Linked DNA regions of Mus musculus: regions 2, 3, 4, 5, 6 and 7 are each linked to region 1. A link is a loop called in an ENCODE intact Hi-C map of the cell type or tissue named here. Cell type or tissue: heart. All regions are shown on one strand.

What was found. Hi-C counts contacts between places; a loop is a spot of excess contacts. Peaks named below come from ENCODE experiments on the same cell type or tissue, not always from the same donor. Only the 100,000 strongest peaks of a DNase experiment are listed, where the experiment ranks them.
Region 2: it touches region 1 in a loop (2.5-fold over the local background); 2 of 42 quality-filtered maps call a loop at or near these places.
Region 3: a loop joins it to region 1, with 2.2 times the contacts of the local background. A loop is called at or near these places in 3 of 42 quality-filtered maps.
Region 4: a loop joins it to region 1, with 1.9 times the contacts of the local background. A loop is called at or near these places in 5 of 42 quality-filtered maps.
Region 5: it touches region 1 in a loop (2.5-fold over the local background); 18 of 42 quality-filtered maps call a loop at or near these places.
Region 6: a loop joins it to region 1, with 1.8 times the contacts of the local background. A loop is called at or near these places in 4 of 42 quality-filtered maps.
Region 7: it touches region 1 in a loop (2.3-fold over the local background); 3 of 42 quality-filtered maps call a loop at or near these places.

What each region holds. Positions count from the first base shown.
Region 1 is chr12:79,967,852-79,971,851 of GRCm38, forward strand. No RefSeq gene overlaps it. Among named protein-coding and RNA genes, the nearest start is that of 4933435C09Rik, 33 kb to the left of the region's middle. RefSeq lists an enhancer at 779-4,000. In heart, a CTCF peak has its summit at 2,134 (motif pointing left); DNase peaks (open chromatin) are centred at 210, 1,060, 2,280, 2,590 and 2 weaker places; H3K4me3 peaks cover 361 bases; H3K27ac peaks cover 3,438 bases.
Region 2 is chr12:79,674,246-79,678,245 of GRCm38, forward strand. The region is part of intron 8 of Rad51b (RAD51 paralog B); the gene reads left to right. Among named protein-coding and RNA genes, the nearest start is that of Gm36048, 120 kb to the right of the region's middle. In heart, no CTCF peak of the experiment used is centred here; a DNase peak (open chromatin) is centred at 1,616; H3K27ac peaks cover 1,828 bases.
Region 3 is chr12:79,904,320-79,908,319 of GRCm38, forward strand. It overlaps Gm46361 (a long non-coding RNA gene), which reads left to right. Exons shown (of 2, transcript XR_001780641.1): 2 at 1-263. Among named protein-coding and RNA genes, the nearest start is that of Gm51985, 4.2 kb to the right of the region's middle. In heart, a CTCF peak has its summit at 1,676; DNase peaks (open chromatin) are centred at 872, 1,602, 2,822 and 3,522; H3K27ac peaks cover 3,375 bases.
Region 4 is chr12:79,839,768-79,843,767 of GRCm38, forward strand. It overlaps a transcript of Rad51b not described here. Among named protein-coding and RNA genes, the nearest start is that of Gm3596, 9.9 kb to the left of the region's middle. In heart, no CTCF peak of the experiment used is centred here; DNase peaks (open chromatin) are centred at 1,714 and 3,474; H3K27ac peaks cover 4,000 bases.
Region 5 is chr12:80,107,429-80,111,428 of GRCm38, forward strand. It overlaps Zfp36l1 (zinc finger protein 36, C3H type-like 1), which reads right to left. Exons shown (of 2, transcript NM_007564.5): 2 at 332-3,120. The coding sequence ends at 2,161. Among named protein-coding and RNA genes, the nearest start is that of Zfp36l1, 3.6 kb to the right of the region's middle. In heart, CTCF peaks have their summits at 1,639 (motif pointing right) and 3,033; DNase peaks (open chromatin) are centred at 1,693, 2,383, 3,063 and 3,963; H3K4me3 peaks cover 2,415 bases; H3K27ac peaks cover 2,397 bases.
Region 6 is chr12:80,061,256-80,065,255 of GRCm38, forward strand. The region is part of intron 3 of Gm36660 (a long non-coding RNA gene); the gene reads right to left. Among named protein-coding and RNA genes, the nearest start is that of Gm36660, 23 kb to the right of the region's middle. RefSeq lists an enhancer at 1-3,855. In heart, a CTCF peak has its summit at 1,980; DNase peaks (open chromatin) are centred at 716, 1,236 and 1,566; H3K27ac peaks cover 3,735 bases.
Region 7 is chr12:79,356,994-79,360,993 of GRCm38, forward strand. All of the region lies in intron 7 of Rad51b (RAD51 paralog B), which reads left to right. Among named protein-coding and RNA genes, the nearest start is that of Rad51b, 62 kb to the left of the region's middle. In heart, CTCF peaks have their summits at 1,989 (motif pointing right) and 2,585 (motif pointing right); a DNase peak (open chromatin) is centred at 1,968.

The sequences.
Region 1 (4,000 bases):
CAGGGCACCCTGCTGTAGGAAGCAACCCTCACCCACAGCTTCATTGCATGGCAATGTTTGCCCAAGTAAACGAGAGGTGCCAGGATTTACACCTGTTGTGCTTCCTAAGATGAGATCATTCTAGTCGCCTTTGGCTTCGACCTCTGACTCTGGCAGAGACGTATGTTTCCCTTTGACTTATATAACACCATCCCAAGCTCTTGGGACAAGCTCTGGTTTCAGACTGTCCCAGGTTGGCCGGTGAACAAGTGCTTGAGGCATCCACGGTGCTGCATCCTGCCAAGCAACAATTCCATTTCTGCAGCATCACCTGCTGCCCGTTCAGTGGTGCTTGTGTGAGTCTTGGAATATTTTCATTGCATTTTGACCTGAGTTCTTTCATAAGAATGAATGGAAATGGAAACTTGAAGTACTGATGTTGGTGATAAAAAAGGGCAGGTCTCACAAACCTAATGTAACTTAAACAAAGATGGAAGTCATTAGGCAACGCCAAGAGTGGGGAATAGTTAGCCTAACTCAGATGCTCTCTTGATTTAAGCCAGACAACTGTGTGTTCAATTGTGAAGGGGAAAGAATACACTGGGAAAGCCCACATGAAACTGTGGACATACACGGTCAAAGATTGTGTCTCCAAGGCAAGTGAAATTACTGTATTTGCTCAGTTTTAAGGCTGCACTGATTTAATAGAAATTTTGGGAGGCTTGGTGGAAAAGATACAAGAGATTGTGAATCAAAAAAAAAAAAAAAAAAAGCAATGGTAATGCTATTTTACTTCCAAGGAACAGAGTGTCCCCTTCAAGCATGCATACAGGCTGCTTGCTTACCTCCTTCTTGTTAGATGAGTGAACTTTCAAGAGAGCAGTGAATACAAGAAGATCAGGGTGCCTAGAGACACTGCCCCTGTGGGACTCAGCCCAGCTCCCTAACAAGGAACAAAGCCTCATGTTAATGTGCTGAAAGGAACAGTGCAGAGAAGTGCAGGAGAAGTGCAGAGACTACGAAGGTTTCACAGTCCCAGGTGACCAACAAGTAGACTAAGAGCAGGTATGGTGATAATGTAGTCCATTAATCTCAGCACTCTGGAGACAGACGGAGGAGAATGAGAATTTGAGGTCAGCCTGGGCTGCATAAAAACACTGTCTCACTGTTGGAGCAGTGGCTCAAGTTAAGAACACTGCTGCTCTTGCAAAGGACCTGGCTTGGGTAAGCTACCCCGTGGTAGCTTACAGCTGTTCATAACACCAATTCCCAAGAGTCCTCCTGCCCTCCACAGGGACTCCTGTGATGTGCATACATATAGACAGACAAACAGACACTCATAAAAGTTCAAAAAAAAAAAAAGACGATTCTGTCTCCAAAACTATTTAGGGCAGGAAAGAGGAGGAACCACATATCTAGCGGGACCTAACAGCCATTTTGAAGTTCTTAGACACTAAAGCCTTGCCTTTGCTCTCCAGAGGTCAACCCATTTGTTCTGAACCCCCCATTTTGTTACTCATGTCCTTCATAGGAGTCCTCTGACCCATTCTAATCTCTCCAGTCCCAACTCTGACAACAGTGCTCCCTACTTCCCCGAATGGTCCTTCACTCATCCTTTCACAAAGTAAATGCACTGTCCTCCAACCACAGACTTCTTGCCAAATTCCTCCTGTCCTTGGGCACAAACAACCCAGAAGTGCTCTCAGATCCAGAACATTGTTGGGGAGTGGGAGGGGTGAGTAGAAGGGCTATTCACCCTCCTGAGCCTATGATGGGATGTCTGGGCAGCTACTTCAAAAACACCAGGGCCTGAGACCTGTTCCAGGGATGCCACCCAGACGGGACACTGCTCAAAGCCGCCTCCAGTCCTGGGAACAAAGGTGAGGAACTCTTGACAGGGAAACTTAGCCCTACTTACTGGGTATGAATGATACCACTGGTCAGCCCTAGCTGAGAGGGGGTCTGGGCTCTGTTTTGTTCTTCTCTGTTCTAATCTTGATACTTTGACTACATTCTCATTCCCTGTGGCTTAGGCTGTAATGGTGAGAAGCAACAGTCTTAAAAACCTCAGAGGAGCCAGCTCAGAAGAGCACCTTTGGCCCACCTCCCTCAGTGCTATAACTAATGGGGGTACTTTTGCTACCACCTCCTGGTGAAACTGCTCTGGCACACATTAGGAATTCTGTCTCTAGGTCCTGTGGACTCTGAGCTTCTTGGGGCTGTGCCCAGAGTCCACTTGATAGAGAGCTGGGGTTTTGGTTTTTTTCCTGTGGGGCAAACTTCTCTGGTTAGGACACAACTGTCAGGGCATGGCTTGGCAGAGCTTCCATGCCAAATAGGGGTATGTGTATGTGTGTGTGTTCTTTTGTCTGATTTCCCAAATTCCAGGCAGGAAAGCAAGCTTTCTGTCTCTACACAGCTCCAGATCCCCCTACCAACATTTGCATTCCCCGGGTATGAAAGGAGTTGGTAGCAGGCCCCATGGAGGACAAGGCTGTAATTCAGCCAGGCCCCAGTGACATCCCAACCGTGAGAGTGCAGCTGGGGCAGCTTACGAACAGCGCCCGGGTCCCAGGGGGAAGTCAGCCCTGTTCTCCAGCCCACAAGCGCCTATTGTTCACTTTCTTGTTTTTCTCCAAATGTTTAGATGTGCTCAGAGCACAGAGAAGCCTGAAAGCAAGACCATTGGCCAGGGCAAGCCTGAAGCAGGGAAACCCACCGCTGGAACTCTGGGGCCCCACACTCCCTCCTCAGCTCTTCCTACTCCCCCTGCCATGCGCCGGACTCCGGATCCAGGGGTGGTCTCTTCCTGGCCAGGGCTGTTCAGAGAGCAGTAGGCTTGGATTGTTCAGCAAGTAAAGTATGGAATCCAGCTCAGACTGGCTTGCTTGACAGTCAGGCACAACTGTCCACATTAACTTGAGGCTGTCCAACGTGAGGGCTGGGAGAGTCTGGGCAAGTGCCTTTCTGATTCCCCGCCACTGACCAAAGCTGCTGAAGACAGGAAATAGTCACTGAGTGTCTGTCGGGGCCCCTCTCTGCATCAAGATTGTGACTCTGAGGTTTGACCTTCAGGGTTTGACAACTGGCCGCAGCAGCGCTTATTGCGTATGCAGACTCAGGCAACCTCTCAGCCTCTCTGAGCCTCAGTTTCCCTTCTTGGTAAAATTTACTTACTCTGTCTGTAGAGAGAGCTATGGGGACACTCAGACTCTATAGGCTATTCTTCCGGTTACCATTGGTTACCATGACCCAGTTTGGAAGTTGCCCCAGCGCTGGGAACAGTCACTTGTGAACCTTGATGTCCACTGTGAGTCAGCACAGCTATGCAGGAGCAGTAGCGCCAGAGGAATGAAGGATGGAGTGCCTCTCGATACCAGGGTATAGAGAACATGCTGGAAAGCCAGCCTTCTCCCCTCCCTCTCTCCTCTGCCCCAGATCCCTTTCTCTTGGGAGTTCATATTACCTGCCCTCCCCCAGGCCTGGGATTGCAAGCTTCCCTGCGTCTCCAGGCCCTAACAGACCCAGAGAAAACCCTCAACCTGGAAAATGCCCCTCCCCTACCATCCTGGCAGACATTACTGGTCAGGGCCCTGAACAGGGATGCAGGTGGGCAGAGGGAATTCCTACATCAAGGTGGGAATCTGGGTTTGGGATCCTCAGTAGAGTTATAAACATTGGTAATAGTGAAGCTTTTGCAATGAAGAGAGATGGACAGAGCAGGCAGGAGGTCCCTAGTAAGACCAGAGGGCTGCAATAGCAAGGTCTGAGTTCTAGCCTTTTATGTCTGCGGACAGTGCACATGCCCACATAGGGGCTTGGGAGGCTCTGCCTTCTCAAGAGACAGGACTTTATAAGATCCCCCTTCAGACTCATTAATCCTTATAGGAATAAGCTCCAGGGAGCCTGCAGTGACAGGGCCATATGGCTTTCTTATCTCCCTTATCTGGCAGCACTCACCTTCCATTTGGAATGTTTATCCCAAGATAAAGATCAGATTCCACTTAGGGTGATTGAATGA
Region 2 (4,000 bases), 290 kb before region 1:
TTCCTTTTCTGGTTGCTCATCTGCTACCTGGGTGAAATGCTCAAAAGAAACCCCACCTGGTTGGCTGTTTCAGATTTTTCAAGAAATGATTCCCTCTATGATGCTATGCTTCTTAGTTGAGTTTGGTGTAATTATTCATCCTCCATATTAATAAGTATGAGTCGAAGCTGAACAATCAAGAGAAGACATCTAAAATTAGCCCTGGCCTTTGATCAACTCATATTAAAAACCATAATAGGAATAGAGAGAGTGTAGTCTTAGCCCTTGGCCTACTGGCAAGCATTCTTACAATGGTGAGTGTACCTGAAGTTTGTGACAAGTGTGTACTGGGGACATCTTTGTCAACATACGTTGGTAACACACTGCTTTGGGAAGGTATGCTTCTATGGCTGTAGTCAGATTGCATTGGGAGCTGTCTGGGAGACAAAGAGGTAAGAAAAAAAAAAAAAAGGTGTATGGACCCCAAGGGACAGGTGATGGTATACCAGGCTGTGAGTTCCACCTTCAGGGCAGGAATCTAGAAGAGTGCAGAGACTCATGAGAAAAGAGATGATCCTGTTGGCCAGTCACTCTTGCTCCAACTACGTGTGGCTAGGAAAGGAAACCAGCTCCCTTGGATTGGATGAAAAATATTGATTTTTTTTCCCCTAACTGGAATTTGACAGGGTCAGTTCATGTCTGGGTTTTCAGCACTTAAAACAGGGCTCTTTTGTCTTGGGAGGCGGCTGGACTGGTTTCTCCTCCAGGCAGGTGCACAGAGGGCGGTTATTGTAGCCTGAAACACAAACACCGAGCCCCTGCACCCTGATCCACACACTCTCCAGCATGGCTCAAGGAAGTAAAATGAACAATGACTCTTGCAACAGGCAAGCACTGTAAATGCCACTCCTGAATGAAATATTTCTTAAAACTTGGTATCCGTAACTTGATCGGCTCTTAAAACTTAATTATATGTCAGGGGAAAGGAAGCCATTGGCTCCTCCAGCTGTCCAGGTTGAACAAGAGCGCACAATGGACCATATCCGATTCGCAGCCATACTTAGGTAATCAGATTAATATCTCTTGAATTGAATTTACCCTTTTGATACGGACTCTTTCAGCTGGCTTGTTTCACATCTCAAATTTTGACAAAGCCTCACGGCCTTTGAGTAGGTACCCTGAAATCTATATGCGGGAAGCCTGTGTTCTTTGGAGCAGTTTTTGGGACATGCACCAATTAAATCTGTTTCTGGCACGCTTTTAATGGCATACTTTCCCCCGAGTCAACAACCGCTCCAAAATCTGAGGTCATTTGTTTAATTTAAAAGCAAAGGTTATGGAACAACCACTGCAGGCTTCACAAGCCAAGTCCCCGTGGCTTTGAAAGGAGGGATGAGGAAGGGGAAGGCTACATAAACTAGGATACTTATACACAAAATAAGTTAAGTACTGTGTCTCTGTCAAGTGAGTATCAAACAGGGCTAGTCCACGCCCGCCCTGTCAACCTCCTTTCCCTTTCTTTTCCAACCAATCCCAGAGCTCTCTTACTCCAGAGGGAGTTCCACACAGTTACTGTTGATCTTGTAGGACAAACATCTGGACTGGATTTTTGTCAGCTGGAGACGAGAGAGAACTGTAAATGATGCTGTGACTTTTTTTCATCCTTATTAAATTTATTTATAGCCAGTCTGAAGCCAGGAAGCCTGCCCGGGCCCTTGATTGGATGTTCTCGAGGAACTCGGGGCAGATGGCATTTTCCCCTTGTTTTCTAAATAGTATCGAAGATAGCCTTACATAATTCCCAGCTCGGCCTTGTTTGTTTGTTACCACAGAGGACACACCATTGGGACATTTTGTGTGTCAGAACACTTCCACTGTGTTAGCTTATCCAGCCTGCCTTCCTTTCTGTCAGGGGGAGAAGGAAGTGTGCCTGGTACAGCGTTTGACAAACTGCACTGATAGAAAGTCTGTGTCTGGTTTGAGACGTGAACCAGTGTCCTGGGGCGTTTCTTTGCCAGAGAAACTCAAGTTGGGTCCCATTCTATCTTTTCCACCTAACAAACCTTCAAATCTTAAGGCTGCCACGTCAAACAAAAACAAACAAACAAACAAACAAACAAACGCCCATTCATTTTCTCATTACTGAAGATAATACAAGGCTCTACAAGAGATATTTCCAAATACTTTACTCTGCCCTTAGACCATATTACATAACAGTGTCTTAGGGGTTATGTAACTATTTAAGAAACAAGGCTTCCGACTTAGTCAAATGAAGATTTCTTGTGGGCCCTTCCCGGTACGATGACTTGCGATTATCCCTTGATTTTTCTTTCACTGGCATTTGTAACTGCATTGTTTATGTGCTTTGTTTTGTTAAGGCTTGGGAATGAAGCCTGCTACCCACAGACATTTTCTTCTCCAGAGTAGACTGTTCAGCTTCCTGCCACCCAAGTCAGCCATCCTCTGAACCACGGAGCCTAATATTGCCCATCTTGCTAAGGGTTAATCTCTGGTATGAAATTGAATGGAAACCAAATGCACTCTTATTGGAAAAGCAGCCACGGAGGCCCATTCACAGGCAGTCCTCAGAGGGAAGACTCTTAGGAAACAAGGGGTCTGCAGCAGTTTCTCAGTCTCCACTTTTTGTGAGGTTCCTGTGTCACCAGTAGATAGGTGTTCTTAGAAACGTCAGCAGATTCTTCCAAGAGTTATCTTGGTTGTGGAATAGGGAAGCCATTCTTAGAGCAAAACTCAGGTTGGCCCTGTGTCCGTTGGTCTGATGGAAAGCTTCATCAAGTGAGGGTGTCTGCTCTCTACTGTTGAGCCAGCTCAACTGTGTGACACTGGCCCTGGCACTGAAAGTAGCCACAGGGTGGCCGTTATTCATTCTTATCTCAGTTCGGAACACTGAGTCATAAAAGGGGAGAGCCAAAGGTAAAAATGTTTGTTATCAAGTAGGAAGGAAAGACAGACACAGAGATGAAATGCAGAGGAAGGTGAGGCGTGGAGTTGGGACCAGATGGACTGTAAGCAGCACTGAATCTTTCAAGATTGTAAGGCTGCATTGTTCCTGCTAGGTTTAGCTTCAGTGTTTTCAGAGATGAAAAGTACCGATTTGGTGAAGGGGAAAGAGTTCTGTCTATGCTTAGAACCATCTACATAGTCTTCATCATTATTATCATCATCATTATCTTTTATGAAATCTCCCTAAAGAAGGGTTCTTTCTTTCTTTCTTTCTTTCTTTCTTTCTTTCTTTCTTTCTTTCTTCCTTCCTTCCTTCCTTCCTTCCTTCCTTTCTTCCTTCCTTCCTTCCTTCCTTCCTTCCTTCCTTTCTTTCTTCCTTCCTTCCTTCCTTCCTTCCTTCCTTCCTTTCTTCCTTTCTTCCTTTCTTTCTTCCTTCCTTTCTTCCTTCCTTCCTTTCTTTCTTCCTTTCTTCCTTTCTTCCTTTCTTTCTTCCTTCCTTTCTTCCTTCCTTCCTTTCTTTCTTTCTTTCTTTCTTTCTTTCTTCCTTCCTTCCTTCCTTCCTTCCTTCCTTCCTTCCTTTCTTCCTTCCTTCCTTCCTTCCTTCCTTTCTTTCTTTCTTCCTTCCTTTCTTCCTTCCTTCCTTCCTTTCTTCCTTTCTTCCTTTCTTTCTTCCTTCCTTTCTTCCTTCCTTCCTTCCTTTCTTTCTTCCTTTCTTCCTTTCTTTCTTCCTTCCTTTCTTCCTTCCTTCCTTCCTTCCTTCCTTTCTTTCTTTCTTTCTTCCTTCCTTCCTTCCTTCCTTTCTTTCTTTCTTTCTTTCTTTCTTTCTTTCTTTCTTTCTTTCTTTCTGTATTGGAATTAAACCCATGGCCTTGGCACACTCTGTCCACTCTGAAGCATCCCAGCACCCACACCCACAGCACTGAGCTATATCCCACATACCTCTCTTTTTATTTACTTTATTTTATTTTGTGTGTATGAGTGTTTTGCCTGTGCATGAGTAGATGTGCTATATGTATATCTGATGCCCACAGAAGCCAGAAGAGGGCTCTGGATCACC
Region 3 (4,000 bases), 64 kb before region 1:
TCATCCATCATTTCTAATTCTGATTTTCTTCTCTGACTATCAGTGGTGAAGAGCTGAGTAAGTAAGAGTTGCTGTTACTCAGCTGGTGAAGTAGCTGGGTGGATTAGGGGTTTGCACAAAGCCTGACCACCCCAACTTTGACTCACTGGGACCCAGTGGTGGAAGGAGTGAACTGACTTCTGCAAGCTGTCTCCTGACCACCGCCTATATGTGTGCCCACACGTGCACAGATGAAGAAATAAAAATGTAATCAAAATCAAAAAGAGTCATTGCTGCTCTATAATGAAAAGATCTTCACTCATTAAAGGAACCCACAACGGATCATCTCATGCCTTCTTTAATAGTGCAACTTTGAAAGACATCCAGTTAGTGGCCCAGTGGTTATTTATTTATTTATTTATTTATTTATTTTCTACCTCTTCTGGAGTAGGTGACAGACACCACAGGGGAATGTTCAAGTGAAAAGCCCAGCATCCCTGGAAGACAAGAACAGAAGCCTTTGGACATCTGCACGGGACTCCATCACCAACACATCCAAACACTTTCTCGATCTGGAGGAAGAGCCTATCCCATGTTCCACAGAAGGCCCTGGCTCCTGCCAGTTCCTCCCTGGTTCACTGCTGGGAACCACAAGAGTGGCCTCTCTCATCCCTGCTGCCTCACTGGCCAGTGGAAGGGCAGAGTTGGCAGAAGAGCCTTTGTGAGCCTTGTTGACTCTGCTGGGTTCAGAGAGGCCTTCACAGTTGACTCAGCTAAGGAGAGTTGTTTACTTCCTGCAGCCTTGAGGTCTGCCAAGCACAGGGCCCAGCTGGGCAGTTCAGTGCCCGGGTCTCTCACTCCCACACCAGTACCTGTAGAGATCAGTGAACAGCCCCTGCTAGGCCGGCCAGACTGAGTCTGCACAAGCTGCCTTGGCCCTCAGCACAGACTCCTTCCTCCCTGCTAGTTCAGCTAGCCAGGCCTGCCTTAGTGACACTCCTGGGCTGGGTTTCTTTCTTTCTTCCTGAAGTCCAGAGCCCAGTTATTTACCCAAAGAAAACAGGGAAGTGACAAGGTAACAGAGTACACATGTTGTGAAAATATGCAGGCTGAGGCTGAAGAAAAGAAAACATTCTTCCATAAGGAACTGCCTTGTTAATTCATATTCTTCCCCCTCCAGATTAGAACCAGCCATTGCTTGTGCTCCTTCAAGTACTTTCTGTGGTTCCATGACAGCTGCCTACATGGGGCAAGATTTGGCTTGAAAAATGGGCCATCGGTCATGCTTTGGGTGGGGTGGAGGTTGTGGGGGGGGGTCAGACACTAAAATTCCCAGATAACTCAAATTCACTGCTCGCTCACTCTCTCGGCGGGATACAGGGGGGAGAGAGGTGGCATGGAGAATGGATTGTACAAACGTCAAGACATAACCTGATTTTCCACAAGAAGCCACAGCTCAGTAATGAACAGTCTTTGGAATGAGCTTTTCAACTCCTCTTGAAGTTGGTTTCCGATCCCTGGCAAACCCGGTCTCTGCAGCCTTGAGTAACGGCCACAGGCTGATTCTCGGCAATTAAAAATAATATTGGCCCTGATAGAGAACTCTTGGGCACCCCCCTCCCTTACACACCCTTTTCATTACGTGCCAAAGATTACTTTCCCAAACCTGTTTCAGAACAGCTGGCCGAGTTGGAGGAGCAGGCTCAGCCCTCGTGGCCTGGAGAGAGGCTGCAGTTATTAATAGCATTTGCTCTGCCTGGTGTTTGGGGCAGGAAGAGGGTGACCTGTGTCTGTTTGGAAAGTTGGGTCCTAATCAGTTTGGGGCCTGTTCTCTCTTCCCTGCATTCTTTAAACCTCAAGCTCTATGGATAGTGGCTGAGAGAGCCCACAGAGAGGCTGGGTAGGGCCAAATAGCCTCCCTATAAACCTTCAGGCTTCTCATTTCTTCCTTCGTGGTTGTTCTCTGCCTCTCAGTGGGTATTGGCCAGAGGACTGGCCAGGATCCTTTCAAGGGAGGTCTCTCACAGAGGCCTGGGCTGCCCCTGTTAGCACTTTCTGGTAACAGAGCCTGCTGAGCCTGGTGTTGCAGCTCAGGCCTGCAAGGCCGAGTGGGATCTGCTCCCTTTCCTAAAGGCTTGAGGGTGGTGTGGGTTGGGGAAGTATTTTCAGCCCTTACTGCCACAGAGTCTGTCAGCTTCCCACGGTCAGCACCCAGCAGCCTTAACCTCAGAATGGGTGGAAATCCCACTGTCTCCCCACACGGCCGACCACAACCACCACAAAGCACCTTCTCAAGATACCAGGATAGGGCTGGATTTCAGGCCTGGAATGCTCTTGATTGTCAGGTTGGGTTGCAGCTGAAGTGGAAAACCTTGAGAACAAGGCAGATTATGGGTCTGAGAACAAGGTCTCTCTCCTAGGTGGACATTTCTCAAGGAGAACACGATGGTGGGCAAGAAGCCATATCCAATCAGAAACCATGCACTCCTGGAGGAGGGTACCTCAGAATGAAAGTTTGAAACCTGGGCCACCCACCTTTGCTAGTATGCTTACATGGCCCCCGGTTCCAACAGGGGAGCACAGCCTCTCCCACACTGGGCCAGACTCCAGTCTCTGGCCATAGGTGAAAGACTATTTCCGGTGATTGTTTTGAGATATTTTATATCCAGTGTGTGAAAACATAATAGTGACCGGAAAAATACACACACGCACGCACACACCCTACAAAGGTGGTCCCATCCTTCACTAGAAAGGTCAGAGGACCCTTTTCTCATTTAAGTCCTTGATGTAGATCCAAGGGAAGCAGTTTCTTTGAAGTCAGCAAAGACCACAGCTGGCCCAGCTGCGAGGGTGTGGCTGGGGAGTCAGACAGGATGCGCTGCCTTATCAGGGGCCACTCTAGTTCCCGCCTATAAGGACCATGTTTCCTCCAGCAAAAGGTGACTTCAGAGCCATTTGTTCGGGAGTCCAAGGAAGACTCATTATAACCCAGGGAGCAGAGTGGCCTTATTCTGTCAAAGGCAAGCATTTCTGCTGGGGAGCTCCTACACAGTCCTTGAGTGTAAAACTCCAGGCATGCCATAACCTTGAACTAGCCCTTGACTTTCTCATATGTTGAATTTGGCCATCTTTGAAATCCCTGTAATATAACAAATGACGGTAAGCAGAAAGCCCTGGGTATGGTGGTGAAGACTCAGAGGGCAATGCCAAACAACTTTAAAAATCAGTCACGGGACTCCTGTGACTGACTGCTGGGCAAGGGTGGGACTCAGATCTCCCCCCTTCAGTCTTTAACCACCGAGTAGTAGGATCTGAGAGCCCGTGGTTGCCTGGGTCATAAAATTCAGCTTCCAGGGGCTGGATTCTTCTAGGACAGAGTGCTCACTACTCTCGAAACACATCTGAACTGCTGTTGGAAAATCTGTACCTTTGGCAATTTCTTTCTCACACTAAAGTAGGATCTGCCACTCAGGCTGATCTGACTCAGCCCTGAAGCTATTGTCAAGAGCAGCGGTGTGGCAATGTTCCAATGCCAGGGAGCACAGGCACAGCAAGAGAGCAGCCGCTCCCTCCTGCTGTTTACATCTCTAGCATGCTCATGGGTGTCCTGAGTCCCTGTTGGCTGGACTGATTCATACTTTTACCCTATGTGTTTTCATGATGGCTTGACATGCCAAGGTCAATGTTATCTTTTAGAATATTACCAAAACCCAGGTGCGGTGTGCATGCTTTTAATCTCAGCATTCAGGAGGCAGAGACAGGAGGATCTCTGTGAGTTAGAGGCCAGCCTGGTCTACTGAACAAATACCAGGGCAGCAAGGGCTTCATAGTGACACCCTGTCTTAAGACAATTTATATATATATATATAAAATAAAAATTGCTGGGCTAGAGAGATGGCTCAGTGGTTAAGAGCACTTACTGTTCTTCCAGAGGTCCTGAGTTCAATTCCCAGCAACCACATGGTGGCTCACAACCATCTGTAATGGGATCCAATGCCATCTTCTGGTGTGTCTGAAGACA
Region 4 (4,000 bases), 130 kb before region 1:
GAACACTTGGCCTCAAAGCTTTGTGCACTGGGGGATTTGTGGGATGCCGAGGCCCCTCCTAAGCATCCAAGGCTTGAATTGAAGCAGTGCCTATTCAAGGGCTTCCTTGCATGTGCTCTGTGCTCCTCCCTGGGAACCTGAAAGGCAAGAACTCTCAGGAAGGGAAGGGGTCCTATGTAGATACTGCTAACTCAGTTCCTCAGACTAGATGGTTGCCTATCTATCTGCTGGGAAACGTTCTAGCTGTATTGTCTAGGCTGGTTTGGGGTAATGAGACCATCTGTGAGCAGGCCATATATTGGTTAGTTGTAAGGATCTTGTCCCCTCAGGCTCTGTGAGAGCCTCTGTACCCCCTGCTTAGGCTTGCCCCTCCTCCTCCTGCCTGAAGCCTCCCTTCTTCTTCGTGGAGCCTGCAGTTTGATCTTTTTCTGAAGTGGGCACAACAAAGCAAAGCCACTTTCAACGGACTTTCTCCTGCTCAAAAGAATACAAGAGCTCTTTGCTTTCTCACTCTTGGGACTGGGCTTGAAGGGAGGGTAGAATGGGGATATGACTTGGGGGCCCTGGAATTGCTACATGGAGGAGGAGAAGGCACTGGGAGTGATGGGCTGAGTATTTGGGAGAAACTGAGATGAGAACAGCCTAGACTCAACCAAGTGGTGGTATTGCTATCAAAATGGGTTCGAGGCTAGACAGAGGGCTTCCAGGAGGAGGAGCAAAAGGGTCTTTTCACCCCTATTCCTCTGCGCCAGATGGTAAAGAGAGAGCAGCCAGAAACCACCGCTACTCGCTAAATTTGGCTCTTTATGTCACTTGACCTGGTGAGGTGAGTGAGGTCATCTTCCTTTTACAACAGGTGACAGAACATTTGAGGTGACAAGATTCTCCAGCAACACACGTGGCACTATAGACTGAGCTCAAGCAGCGTGACAAAATCAAGTGTCACCAATGGGAGTGACTTATCACACCCAGGCCTCTTCTTCCACAGGGTGGGGGAGGTGGGTTGTTCTTTGCATGTGGTGGGGGTAGACCTTTCAGGACTATCAAGGTTCTAGAAAGAAATTCTCTAAGACAGCAAATGAAATTGTGCCCTAAGGTAGAAATAGGTCTATTTTGAAATGAATACCCAGTAAAATTTATGCAGACCCCCCAAAAGGAAGACAGAGGAGGTGGAGCAATATAAAAGCCAGGGTAGGTAGATAGTAAAATGCCACACAGCCTTGCCTTTTATCCAGGAAGTGGAAAGCCTTCATAGGCTCTAATTACATCTTCATCCCGGCCCTTCTGAAGTCTCTGGGCCACGTTAACAATACCCCTGATTTTAGGCATGGACACATTCCAGTACCAAAAGCTTTGGCAATTCTCCTCAAGGCAGGCAGAATCCAGAGCTGGACCTGGAAGCACAGCCTTGTTCTGCACATCCATTTGGATGCTATCTCCAGCATAGGAGACCAAAGTCTTTGGTTGAGACATTTCAGGACATGGGGTGTCAGAAGACACCCACATGAATGTGGGCAGAAGTGAGCAATTATCTTCGCATGTTGACTGCACACAGTATATGTGCCCACGTGTGTATTCTTTAACTTGGGCATGTTCCTCTGTGTGCTTTCTCACACCAGTGCTGAGGCCCAGGTTGGGTCCCTCATTTTACATAAAGCTACACTGGACAACAAGATCCTCTGCTGATGGAAGCCAGAGGAACCTGGCCGCTGTCCATCATATGACCCTGGGATGTGGAGGCTAAGGCTGCTACAGAGATGGAAAAGGGAACTGAAACACTATTTTGCTAGTTTCTGGTTTGATTTCAATTATGTCATTTCCTGCTGGGAGCTAGGGAGGGAGGAGGGAGGGAGGAGGGAGGGAGGGAGGGAGGGAGGGAGGGAGGGAGGGAGGGAGGGAAGAGGGAGGGAGAGTAAGAGAGGAGAAGAGGAAGGAGACAGACAGACACACACACACATACACACAGAATATATTTTAATGGTTCTGATAGTGGTGGTGCTCCCTAATGGGCATTCAGTTTTGTTTCTCAGCCCTCTCTAGATTTCTATAGTTATTCCCCATTGGTGAGCTGCAGATTTCCTATGGAAGGCCAGGGGGTGGGGCCACATACTTAAGATACAACCCTGTGCTGCATCTAACATGAGCAGAACCTGAGCCAAGAGAATGCAAAATGCCATCTGCCATGAAAGTCTCTAGCAGCCCTTGTCACTGAAGTCCAGTACCCAAGAAAGTATCTTCTCTGTAGTCATGGTTTTCAAACCAGGGCCAAGGGACCCCAGAGATTCTTAATATATAAGGGAAGGATCAGCATGGAACGCCCCTACACACACACACACATACACACACACTCACACTCACATACTCACAAGAAAGAGAGACAGACAGACACACAGATATATGGAGAGACATGGACACACAGAGATAGAGACAGGTAACAGACACATACAGACATACAAATATGCACACACACACACACACACACTTCCTGACTCTGCTCTTACCAATCTTGCACACTACATTTTTTTTTTTTTTGCAAGAGTTTCTTTGACCTCTGCTGGGGTGGGAAGTAGGGAGAAATTTATAAGCAAAGGCTATGTATGGGCAGAGTCCACAGACTTCCAGCCAGCCCTTGCCACAGCTCAGCAGTGTGTACGGAAGAATCTGTCAGCAGCCTGCCCCTGCACTGTGAGCAAGCCGCACTGTGTATAGTACAACACAGCTGTTAGCTCTTGTCCAAATCCATACAGCAAGAACTTGGACACATTCGGTTGATCAGGACCTGGGACTTAAATCTTATGTGACTGGAAACCGCCTGCACAGTATCTGCGGTATTGGGGGCGGGGCTGGGAGTTCTCTGTGTATCCGTTTTTCTCTGGTGGGTCCAATTTCCCAGGGTGGCAGTTGTCATTCAGAGCCCATTGTTAACTCTTTCCATTTCTACCCAAATCCATCCTTGTTTGTTTGGCTGGTGCCTGCCCACACCCACACTTTTAGAAGATAGTTTTCTCCAAGAAGTCTGGACCTATACCAACTAGAACACAAAGAAGCCATAAAGCATCTGAATCCAGAGCTCCTTGAGCTGAACCTCTGTCCTTCCAGCCTGATCTCCAACAGGCACAATAAAGAAATCCTCCAAACAGCCAGAGAGCTCGTGCACCTAGGGAGATGGGGTAGGGCACCCCATAGCTGCCCGTAACCCTGAGCCCATTCACACCTCAAACAACCATCTTCTTCAAAATCCTTCAAAAAACCTTAGACTCAAGGGACGTGCTACAAACCACGGTGACAAACCTTTCCTGTCTTCTTCTGCAGGCAGACCCTGGTAGAGGCCAGCGCAAAACAATGGCAAACAATCTGAGACCAGAGCCAGTTGGAATATAGACCTTGTGAGCATGTGCGCGCGCACACACATGGGAACATAAACATCTCTGACTCCTGTGGGAGTTCCTTTGCACTAGGGGGGTGGGGTATGCTCAATGGCTGGTGGGGGAAGGGATTTCCACGTGTCTGACGAGAAGGGGAAAGTGTGTGCACACTCGCCTGTGCACGTGCACACGCATAATAGCAGGCATATGGAAACTAAGGGAAGGAAGTTCTGGGGAGAAGGATGTGTTTCCTGGTTAAGGCAGTTGTCTCTGTCTGTGATGGAAGGTGGGAACCAGGGAACTTTTCTCCATGTGTGTGTGTGTGTGTGTGTGTGTGTGTGTATGTTTGTATATAACATGCATGGCAGTGCCCTTACTCAAGTGGGCAGGGAAAATGCTGGGGAAAAAAATGGTTTGAGATCCTGTGAATATTTTCAGGTAGAGAAGCCTGGCAGCTCCCCATACCACAGGCTTGTGCTCACAAAGCGTATTTCCGGTGCTAATTACCAGCCCTGTGTTTATACAGGACACAAAATGCAGCTGATAGCACAAACTCCAGGCTTCGGCGAGAGGACAGGGCTACTCAGCAGGGCAGGAAAGTATGAAGGGAGGTCCCTGTCTTGTTTCTTTTGAAG
Region 5 (4,000 bases), 140 kb after region 1:
GTACTTTATCAGTAGCACCCTGACCATCCCCCAAAGGAAGTTCATAGTGGGAAGACTGGATGATCCTGTCACAGCTCCCTACAGTAGCCAAGGTCACACAGGTCAGCAAGGATACCCTGGACCTGCTCTCTGCAGGCTCCTTTGCTAAAAAAAAAAAAAAAAATAAATAAAATAAATAAAAATAAAAAATACCTCCGCCCCACCCAAGCTGAGTGACCTTAAGGCATCAACATCCAGAGTTATGGGTTTAGCTTTAAAGATGAAAGACCAGCCACCTCGTTGCCCCAAGGAGTGTCAGACCAAGGAAAAACCTATAGACAAATCATTTCTTGAAAAACGGGGTTTATTGATTTTTAAACTGCAAATAGTCGTTACAAAAAGTTTTTTTTTTCTTTTAAATAAATTCACACAAAGAAAGAGAAATAGAAAGCGACGGTAGTGACCAGCAAGAGGAATAATAATTACATTCATCTTTATGTGTGTGCGCCAGTTGTTTATGTCAACATTGGAAAACTCCAACCTGGAATCCAGAACCACAAATCTGCGAGCGGAATGTCTTGAGATGGGCACATGGAATTCAAAGGGTTTTTCTCTTTTTTTGTTTTCCCTTTTAGAAGCTATACATAAAATGGTGGTTTTCCTTCTGTACTGTCACAGAACTTATACATACATTCTCAGTCCTACCTGTGAAAGGCCTAAGGAGAAAGAAACTCAATTTGCAGTCCAACACAAAGGGGAGAATTTCTAAAATAAATAATCCAACAGTTTTTTGCATTTTTTTAAATTAATTTTTCATTTTTTTAAAATAAAATAACCAAAAAAAGTGTAAAGTTACAAAAATGTTGTTGAAGAATAATATATTAAAACTGTGGAAAAAAGGAAAGACACGTCACAAAATTTTAAGATTAATATGAAGATCATAATTTAACATAAAAGAATATATTCTATGGATTTGTCATCCCGATAAATATGAACAAAATTAACAAAAAAAGCATAGTTTGGCAATAAATACGTTTTGATAAGTTAAATAAGCTTTTTTATATTGATGTGCAGTGATAAGCAACATTTTTGCTCTCCAATTTCTGAAAGTTAGATGAAGTTTAAACCCAGGGAAAAAAGCATTGTGTGGGGGCTCTAAGGTAGACCTAAGGTATTCTAGAGCAAAATCCATTAAAGCTACTTCTACAGGAAATCGTTTTACACAGATATTGTATGTGGAATGCAGACCATTAACTGCTCACCCCTTACATGTTTTTTTTTGTTGTTTTTAGCTTTTCTCTCATTTGTTGTCATTTTTAAGATGTCACATATGAATTGGGGAACTTTAGCACCAAAATCAAGTCTCTCATAGTCCATCTAGTTTCCCCTTCCTCCCCACTTAAAAAAAAAAGAAAAGAAAGAAAGAAATTAAATCACGAAGTCCCACTTATGTCAAAACCTTCGTCCAACTTGTTCAACCTTTGTCCCTGGAGACCTACACAAACCCAGGCAAGATTAGTCAACAGGGGTTCGGGCTGGGAAGTAAAAGGTTTTGAAAGTCAAAATAGACCCCTCCCCCCAAAAAAACCCCAAGTCCAGCAACAACTCTCTGAGGGAGGTGAGTAACTATAAGGAAGAGGAAGAGTGTGCGGGAGACCGAAAGAAAGGTGCACTTGTGTGGCCAGCTGGGGGAGCTGCTGGTTGCGGGTCACCCCACCCCCACCCCCAACCCCACGGGCAGAGGCTCTGGGAGGCCCACGGGTGCCCCCTGGCGTTGAAGAGGTAATGTAGTCACAGTGACAAAGTTAGATTACAAGGCACTAAGTTGCTTCTGTAAACGGTTACTGCTTTTTTTCTTTTGTGATTTGGCACTTAAGGCTTAAGCCGGGGGGGGTGGGGGGGGGTAAAAAAAGGCATCTACTGACAAAAGATGGAACTCTGTTATGCGTGGTTAAGTGGGCTATGAAATGGAGGGAGAGGGTTTCAAGCCAGAAGCTACCAACAAATTGACTTGTCCTTATGTGGGGGGAGGGTAACATACCAAGGTTGTTCTGGGAAAGGGGCTGAGCTTAAATGTATCAATGTGGGGTTTGAGGGAAAGTTAGGGGGTGGGGAGGTGAAGGGAAGAGATGGGGTGGAGAGGTGAAGGAGGCATGGGGGGGGGTCCCTCCCTACCCTGGCTTAGTCATCTGAGATGGAGAGTCTGCTGAAAATGGGCAGGCGTCTTGAGTTGTCCAAGGTAGGGGAGTCTGAGCCACTGTGGCTGGAGCTGGAGCTGCTCAGATAGCCCTCGTGGTCCGAGAGAGAATCCTGAGGGCTGGGGGGAGAGTCAAACATGTGAGGGGATTCGGACATGGGCCGGAAGAGGAAAGTGGTGGGGGAGCCTCCCCCAGGCAGCCCCATGCTAGGAGCAAAGAGGCTCGCCAGCTCCTGGCTGGAAAAGGCGAAGGGGTTATTGGTGCCATCGGGCAGAGTAGGTGAGCCCAAGAGGTCATCGGCGCTCAGGATAGGGGGTGGGGTGATGGATGTGGGGCTGTCCAGCAGCCCCGTGGCAGCGGCGGTGGCAGCGGCACTGGGAAACCCAGCAAAGCTAAAGCTATGCTGGAGGCGGGGACGGTCAGCGGAGAGGTCTCGGCCCCCCGCCAGGGCGCGTCGCTCCTCGGCGTTATGAATGAAGTGGCAGCGGGGCCCGTACGGGCAAAAGCCGATGGTGTGGAAGGTGCGGCACAGCTCCGTCTTGTACTTGGGGTGGCGGGTCAGGCTGCGGAGCTCGTGGATGCCATGCGCGAACTGGCACTTGTCCCCGTACTTACAGGCACCGTTTTCTTCGAAGGGACGGCACAGCTCCGTCTTGTAGCGGCTGGAGTTGACCTGGCCGCTCCCAGGCTGCTTCTGGGTGGGCAGCAGCCGCTCGCCCCCTTCGGAGAAAGAGCGGTCTCGAAAGCGGCTGTCGCGTGAGCTCAGGGACGGGGCCGGCTCACCCTTAAGGCTGCTGAGAAGCTGGTTCTGATGGAACTTGGAGCTGGGCAGAGTGACCGAGTGCCTGCGAGGGAAGCCCCCGCCAGCAGGGGTGCCCACTGCCTTCCTGTCCAGCAGGCAGCCCCCAGCGCTGGGAGTGCTGTAGTTGAGCATCTTGTTACCCTGGGAGGGGAGGGAAAGAAAGGGACGGATGAGTGACTGAGGACATCCACGAGGCCAGGGCATGGTGTCCACAAAGGACAGCACCTCTCCATCTGATAGGCCAGTCTCTCTAAAAGGAGCCACCTGGATTTATTTTGGCACTGCTCATAAGAAACCGCAAAATCCTGCCGTGTGTGGAAGAAAAAGTTATGTATTCATCCCGCCCCGTGCTGACCCGATATGTAGCTTCCTCCTGTCCCTAAAGCTAATTTTCCCCCCTCTAAAATCCGGGCCCCGTTTATACATTCCTCAACTCAGAGAGCCTTTCACACAAGACAGTCCCTTTTCATTTCCCTCCCCCTAAAAGAATCAGGTAAACCTAGTTTAGAAGTTTGGAAGGATGAGCCAAATCCTCTCTCAATCAGTCCCTGCTTACCCGCCCCCCCCCCCCCGCCACCCCCACCCCCACAAAATCTGGCCCCACACTCTCCACCATTTCCTCTTCCACAAGTGTGCCCTTCCTTTGGCAACAGGTTTTCAAACTGTGCTTTTTCCTTGCTTGTGGAAGGGCCTAGTCTGGGATGTGGGTAGAGGGATATAGTGTCTGAAAACACAAGGTTCGGGAAGGGTAGGTATCCCACACCCTGGGAGGGATTTTCTCCCAGCATTCTCCACCCCCTTCACTAGGAAGATGCCTTTGCACTTGGTTTCCTGGCTGCGAGAGAGCTCTGGATAAGAGCACCAGTGTTTAATCTTGAACCAAAGCTGCAGACGAGAAGGAAAGCACCAGCACGCTCACACTCCCCGACTCAGTCAATTGGGGGCGGGGGTGTGTGAGTGAGCAAGGACAGAGGCTGCCACAAGCCCTAGTCACCTGCCCAAACTACCTAAGATTTAGAAA
Region 6 (4,000 bases), 93 kb after region 1:
CTGTCTGTCTAAAATAGGAAGGTTGATTTTTGGCTTTGATTTTTATTTTCTTTTTAAGACAAGTTCTCATATAGCCCAGGCTGGCCCTGAGTCAAGGATAGCCCAACTGTGATGTTCCTACCACCACAATACTGGGATTACAGGCTTGTGCCATTCAAGCCCAGTGTGTGTGGTGGTAGAGAACAAACCCATGGTTTCCTGCATGCTAGGTAAGCACTCCACCTACTGAGCTACATCCCCAGCCCCTGGTGTGTGTGTGTGTGTGTGTGTGTGTGTGTGTGTGTGTGTGTGCGCGCGTGCGCACGCATGTGTACATATTTTTAAAACTCCTAAATAGTGTGCTGACTTACACCACTCATGCATGCTCTTTATTATGCACCCTCAGTCTCCTTTGGAAGATGTCACACTACACTTTCAGAGACATTATAGAAGGTTTGTCTGTCAGTGCCAGGTCAAAGCCCCACAGGTTAGGGTCCCAGAGAGGATCACACCAAGAGTCCCAGTACCTCCCTCTCACTTCTATGGACGTGCTGGGACCTCACATCCCAAAGTCCTGGGACCAAGTCTCCTGGCCTTATCTTTTCTTTTCACTGAGCCTCCATGCTTGTGTCCACCATGTGGACAGCTTTTAAGCCCCTCTCACAAAGCCTGGTGCTTGAGACAAAGTTAGCCAGGTTCTGCTCTTTGTCCACATTTCAACAACTCTTCTGCCTGATATTAAAAATAGCTTTGTCTGGTCGAGTGAGATCAGGCCAGGAGACAGGCGCCTGCTGTTCTAATCTCAGCCTCACAAATAGCTCTTGATGCGCTTGAGTTTCCCTCAGCACCTTCAGGGGCTCCGACTGCAACAGGGGCCTGCTTAGTTACCTCTGAAGGTGAGATTCCTCTATGCTGCTCCTGAGGTCCACAAGAGGCCTGTGCACGTGCACACACACACACACACACACACACACACACACACACACACACACACATTCCTGTTACGGACCTTTTTGGTGCCTCAGAACTAAGCCGCCATTGAGAGCATTCACCACACTCCGGGTATCCTATATTTCCCAGGCCAGAACCTACAAAAGCGTCCCTTGAGAGTTAAACTCAAACATCTATAGTAAACAGGCTGCCCCTCCCTGTCTGCCCCCTCCTCCATTCCCCACCCCTAATTCCACCTCCCTGTCTTTCCCCCAAGCCCATCTTGTACTCTGTGAAAAACCATAGACCCTTTGGTTGCCAAGGGAACCAAGCCTTTCATTCTGTTCCAGTGACTGGCTGGTTGGGGCTGAGGGGTAGGGCAACAACTGGTGCCCAGACCTTTGGAGCACACACACCCCCTCACAATGCCCCCCTTTTTTTCAAAGGAGGAGGGGTGGATTGCACCCCAGTTGCTTTTTCACCCAAGCCCAGCTGGGTGAGACAGAGCCCTTGGGCTCTCAGGAGTTCCTTGGCTGCCACTTCGGGGGGAATCCATGCTCCCCAGGCCCTTCTCTGGCCCTGGCCCTTTCCAGAGGACAATAGCCTCCACGCAAGGGAAAATTCCATCGCCCAGGGTTCAAGTCTCCAAGGAGTTGCTGGGGCCTCTGTTTAGCCTAGAGTGGGCTCTGAGGAGCCGCTGCAGCTGTCTGGCTTGTTTCCCCCTCTTGCTGTGTTTTCTCTTTAACCCCTGAGCTGCCAAGGGGCTGTTTTACCCCAACCCCCAGACAGTGCCTGGGAACTAAGAGAGGAAAGAAATAAGGCTTTGTTCCCTGGGGGAACTAATTGGGAAAGAGCAGCAGTGTGGCCTACAGGGAGAACACTCCCACCTCTGCACATCTTCACTGAAACCAGCAAGCAGGAGCTAGGAGCAAGGGGCTACAGAAAACCAGGGCTGCTCAAGCTGCTGAGAGCCATTTTTCTCAAACTCGGAAGACGTTGGGTGGGTGTGGGGGGTGGAAAGCTGCAAAGGTCTCCATCTTCCCAGCTCAAGGCCCTAAGCCAACACCTGCTTTTCTCCCCCTGCTGTTTCTTCCAAGATCTGCACACACACAAAAAAAACAACAACTCTGGAATAAAAATAGAAACTGGGGAGACCAAGGCATCCTGTTTCAAAATACTAGATTGGTAAGTGAGAAATATCTAGCAACCCCATGTCAATGCTTAACCTCTAAAAACCAGTTTTTTGTTTAGGAATTTTACTTCATTGCACATCAGTAGCAATCAATACAAAGGTTTTCTCACAAACCAAAAGTTCTGCTATGTATCTTAAGATGGGGCGAATTCTATGTACAGATCCTTAAGGTACTGAAACATTATTCTGACCCCTATAGGAGTAGAATACATTTCTAAGCAACCATCAATGCTTCCACGTATGCAGCCAAGCCAGCCAACCATGGCCATTGATCAAGAACATTTGAGAAAAGAACTTACTCTCACACTGAGACAATAGTGCAAAGATTGTCTCCGTGCTGGGAAACACCTCCTCCCCTCTCCGGGAAGGAGAGTTCTGATCCAGATATGAAGACAGCTGGGGTCTAACACAGAACTCAGAGGTTCACCCTGGCCCTAGGAGAATACAGATTGGTGCACACAGCAGGGAAGCCCAGGCCTGTTGGGTTCCTCCTGCTCTCAGCAGCCACATCTCCGGTTCACCCTCTAGTACCCGATCCTGTTGACCCACAGCCCCACCCCCACCCTGTCCTGCAGCAGTCTAGCCTTTCTCTGTTGTGGCAAGGCTGCATTTTTCCCCCAGGAAACTATTGTGCAAAAAAAATGAAGCAACACAAAGCACAGAAGTGTACATGAGCCTTTTAGGGTTCACATCTAAACCAGAGGAATTTCTCAACAAAAGCATTGAGAGGAAGGTGAAATCAACCCGACACTCAGAACACTTGAACTGGGCTGTAGCCCCTAGTCCCAACATTTCATACTCTCTCCATGCGTGCGATCAAGCAGATGGAGCCCTGGCTCCTGACCCTCCATCCACACTCCCGTTAAGAGCTTCAGTGGCCAGAACAGACACTGAAAAAGTCTATGGGGAGTAGATTTTACTCACAGCTCTGAGATAGATCATCTCAGAGGTGGGCATGCTGCTGCATATCATAACTAAAATAAACAAAAAACAAAAAAACAAAACAAAACAAAAAACCTATCCCCACACAAACACACACAAGTGTTGACTCCGCATTGGATCATCTCCATAATTTCTTTTAGCTCTAAAGAAAGAGCTGACTGTTGAGAGACTGGCCAGGGCTAGGGTGGAGCCTAAATGTGCCATGTTCAGAGCAAAGGCTTTGACTAGTGCCAGATCCTTTTCAAGTTGAATAGCATGGAAGAAAGCTAACCGACCCACCAGAATAATAATAGCTAGCACTGATGGGGCCACAGCGCAGGAAGGCTGCTCTCTGGATTTCGTGTGTGTTCATTTATATTTCACTTCATAATAACCCTATGGGGCACTAGCATTCTATCTTATGGAAGAAAGGAAAGAAAGGAAGGAAGGTAGGCTACACATCAGGAAGTGCAAGGACAGCAACTACTGTCACCCAGAGACTGCCCCACCCAATCAGGAATCCTAGACGAAATTGCCTAGGATTTTGGCCCCACTGTCCCAAGAGAAGAAATATGCAGAGGCCCTTGTGGATGCTCAAAGACGACACATGTGATCGATCTGGCATCTGTAGCTGGGAATCAGCAGATGACCCTATTTCCCACTCTGGTTCTGCCCTTCTAGAGATGAGCACTGCCCGCTGCCCCAGCTCCTGGGCTCTGTAGTCCCCACTGCTCAACTCAGATCTCTCGGGTACCTGCTTGTCTTTGTATTCTATAGAGTGTGATGGCTGCTCCAGGAGCTGTCGTGAGAATGGGACCACAGAATCGGAGCAAACCTGATTAACTAACTACTCACCGCACACATGAGACTTAGTCTGCACGTTCCAGTGTTTTGGGAAATATGTGCTGTATTGAAATGTGTCTATTTGGGCCATGAGTAAGTGCAGGGGGAGGGGGAGGAACGACAGACGCCTTTTCT
Region 7 (4,000 bases), 610 kb before region 1:
TGGGATTGAAACCATTGCATTATACATGTCAAGAGCACATTACCAATGAGCCCCAGCCCCAGGTCCACACACCACACCTCTTCCACAATCTCCTTTTCCATCTTCAAGCATTATTAGAAAAAGCCGGATGTTGTACACTACTTAGAGAGTCCCTTAGTACACTGGTGCCTAGAAACTACAAAGATTCTGGGAGTTGAAAACGTAAGAGAGACACTGTCACAGGCACTGAGGGCTGGCAGGCTGTAGGTATCCTTGCATTAGGAAAGGATTTGTGTGGTCGTAAACAACTCACACGAAACACACAAACAGGAGTCAAGGGGGCTGGAGAGGGGAGGAGAGTCATGGAACCTTTGTTTTAACTAAGCAAGGAGAAGATGGGGCTGGCTTCTTGGGCTCCCTCACCTCCGAGAGTTGGAATCCCTGGAGTGATTTTGGAAAACCACTGTAGAGAGTCAGGTGTTTAGAGGGCCAGAAAAGGACTTGTATACAGAACAGGAAGACTTCATTCCTTCCGTACTCTTCTGAGATTATTACAAAACAATTTAAAGTTTTGCATTTACCAATTGTATACTTTCTTTCAAAAGTCATAATAAGAGTCCTTCAAATGTTTTAATTTTGTGACACCTTTGTATTTTCACAGTTCTCTAAGTTTAAACACTTCAAATTGAAAAATCAGGAGAAGCTTTACCCAAAAGTAGAGGAATTCTTTTGTGAGTAATATTCTGACTGAATAGCCCAAGCCACCGCCCACCCCACACACCCCAATCTCCATGGATCTAAATGCAAGGCCTCAGACTGGTTCCGCCAGGTTCATTGGAGGCCACTTGTTAAAAACAAAGATTTCATATTGTAGGGCTGGTGATGTAGCTCAGTGATAGAGCTCTTGCCTAGCGTGCACTAGGTCAATGTTTGATCTCAGTATTGCAAAACCCGAAAGAAACAAAGAGACAAAACGACTTCTTGATTCTGACACACTGAATTAGAACCTTCAGGGTAGGGCCTAGGTATTTTAGTACATTCTCAGCACAAGAGAATAGTTTCTAAAAGTAGATGTAGACTATACTCCGACTCCTGACAAGGACACTGGAAAGGTGGAATGGTGCTAGAATGTGGGAAATGAATAAATAGCATCGTGTAGAGCTTGTTCTCTGAAGTTCTGGAGACCAGAGTGTGATTAGTGGGAATCCACTGACAGTAACACAAATATTGTGTGTAAAAATTTACTCTGAGTGTCTGGTCATTCACTAGCTCTGTGACTTGAACAAAATATTTAATAATTCCTCAGTAGCTTATTTTCTTTTTCTCTAATATAGAGATTTTTTGGATTTGATTCCTCAGCACTGCAAAGGCAAATCAATAACAATAGCAGCAGCAGCAGCAGCAACAACAAAGATCATTATTGCTGTTCCTTTAGCATACAAAGGAGCTATCTGGTCTCTACTGTGAATTTTTTTTTTTAATGGTCAGTTCTATTTAGTAAGGAGGGGGAAAGAAAAGCCTAAGAATATTATATAAATGTATATGCTGGGGGAAGAAGGGCTTCTTTCATTTCTTTGGAAGGAGATTTTCTTTTCTTTCTTGGATATTTTCTTTACTTACATTTCAAATGTTATCCCCTTTCCCGGTTCCCCTCCCCTCCCCCGCCCCCGGAAACCCCTTATCCCATCCTACCCCACCCCCCACCCCACTTCTATGAGGGTGTTCCTCCACCCGCCCACCCACCCACTCCCACCTCCCCACCTTCAGTTTCTCTACACTGGGGCATCTATCGAGCCTTCATAGGACCAAGGACCTCTCCTCCTATTGATGCATGACAAGGCCATCCTCTGCAACGTGTGCAGCTGGAGCCATGTGTACTCCTTGGTTGATGGCTTAGTCCCTGGGAGCTCTGGGGAAACTGGTTGGTTGATATTGTTGTTCTGGAAGAAGATTTTCAAGTGACAGTCTCAGTTTTCATTTCTGCAGTGCTCGCTGGTCAAAAGAGCTGTGATAGAGCAGACACAGTAGATGGCGCTGTAGGCTTATTTTTAAAAGAAGCTAGTGTAGGGGTAGGGGTGGAAGGAGAGATTAACGTGCATTGTGATAAGCCCCGCCCCTAGGACTTTGTATCCATGTAAGTGCCTTTAAGAAGTAAATTTTGGGGGGTAGAGCTAGAGTATAACTTCAGTAAAAATCAATGTCTTAGCTGCTCTATTTGTGTGAGTTTTGTCACTTGGAAATTATTACTTGTGCTTCAAGCTATAAAATGTAAAGGAGTTATTTTCTTTTAAGACATTTTCTTATGTATGAGGGTTCCCCCCTAATTGTCTTTGTATTTTAATATTTCCATTTCTTCCTAGTTTTTTCTGGCCCTTTTTTGTTATCTAATAAAAATATGGTTATGAAGTTAAATTGAATGACATCAATTATAATGTAGTCACATTTTTAAATTCAAGTTTTCACATTAAATACACATTCAAGTAGCATGGGTCACATTAAGGATAATTTAGTTTTAAATTTTATTTTATTTTATTATGTGAATGGGTGTTTTTCCTGCTTGTATGTGTATGCATTGTGTGTATGTTTGGTACCTGTGGAGGCCAGAGGAGGGTGCCAGATCCCTGGAACTAGAGTTACAGTGCGGGTCTGGGAATCAAATCCTAGATCCCCTAGAAGAGCAACCAGTGCTCTCAGTGACTGAGTCATCTTTCCAGCTCATATGTGTGTGTGTACATATGTGTGTATATGTATGTACGTGTGTGTTTGTGATCTTCTATGTTTTATGTGGTAGAACTTGTTTAATCTTTGTAATAACTATGAGAACTGTTATCCCCCTTTCTCGATAAATTGTCTCAGATGCTTAGTAGATTGCTAAGTTCTCATACTGAGTCTGAACTGCAGCTACTGTAGGAATTTCATCTGTGGATTGAAGTTACAGATTTTGAGCACATACTGTGTGCCAGGCATGCTGTATGCCAGGCAAACAACAGCGGTCAAAACTAACATGGGTGTTACCATTAAAGACCTTAAAATTATTAAATGTTCAACAGAGTTTTTTGGATGCCCGATGCCTTGATGTCGGTAAAAAGAAAACCCCAGGGAAATGGTCAGTAAAGTGCTTGCTGTGTAGTCCTAAGGATCCTAATGATACCTGCAGCACTCACAGGACAAGGTGGGTGTAGTAACCTGCGATCATAATCTCAGCTCGGGGGAGACTGAGACAGGGAAGTTCATGGGCATTGCTGGCCAGCTAGCCTAGCCACATTTATTAGGTCTGGGCCAAATGAGAGACCTTTGTCTTAAAAACCAAAGTGGATCACCCGAGGGATGTCTGAGATTGACCTATGGCCTCTACATACATGCATGTATAATCACAAGAGAGGGAGATAGATAGACAGAGAAGATGTGCTTCAGTCACTATCTCCTGGGTAGGCCAAGGAACTGAAAGTTCTTCAAAGAGAAAGATAGAATCATATTTACCTTAGACACATTAATATATTAATATTTTTGGATATATGTCTTTTATCCAAGGGGAAAACAAGACTTTCATGCTTTGCTCCTTCAACAGTTGAATTATGACTTTCTCCCTGACCGTTGAAGTATGAAATCAGGGAGGGAGATGGTTCTGGGGAAGTCGCTCAACATGCAAGCATGAAGAGCTGGGTTCTTATCCTCTAATCTCATGTAGAAACTGGACGTGGTGGTGTGCTCTGGTAACCTCAGTGCTGGGAGATGAAGACAGGGGGATCCTGGGAGCTCGCTGGCCAGCCATTTCAGCCAAAACAGTGAGCTTTAGGTTTGCTGAGACCTACCTCAAAAGTGAGGCAGTATGACTGAGGCAAGGGACCGGAGAGTCAACCTCTAGCTTCCCATAGGCATCTGGGTGGCTCTCACCCATGTACACTCATGTACACACATGCATATACTACATATACACACGAAATAAAAATGTAAAAATTAGTAAATAACAATGAGAAGAAAATAAGATAAAACTGGCTTCTAGGTAAGAGTTAGGAGGAGT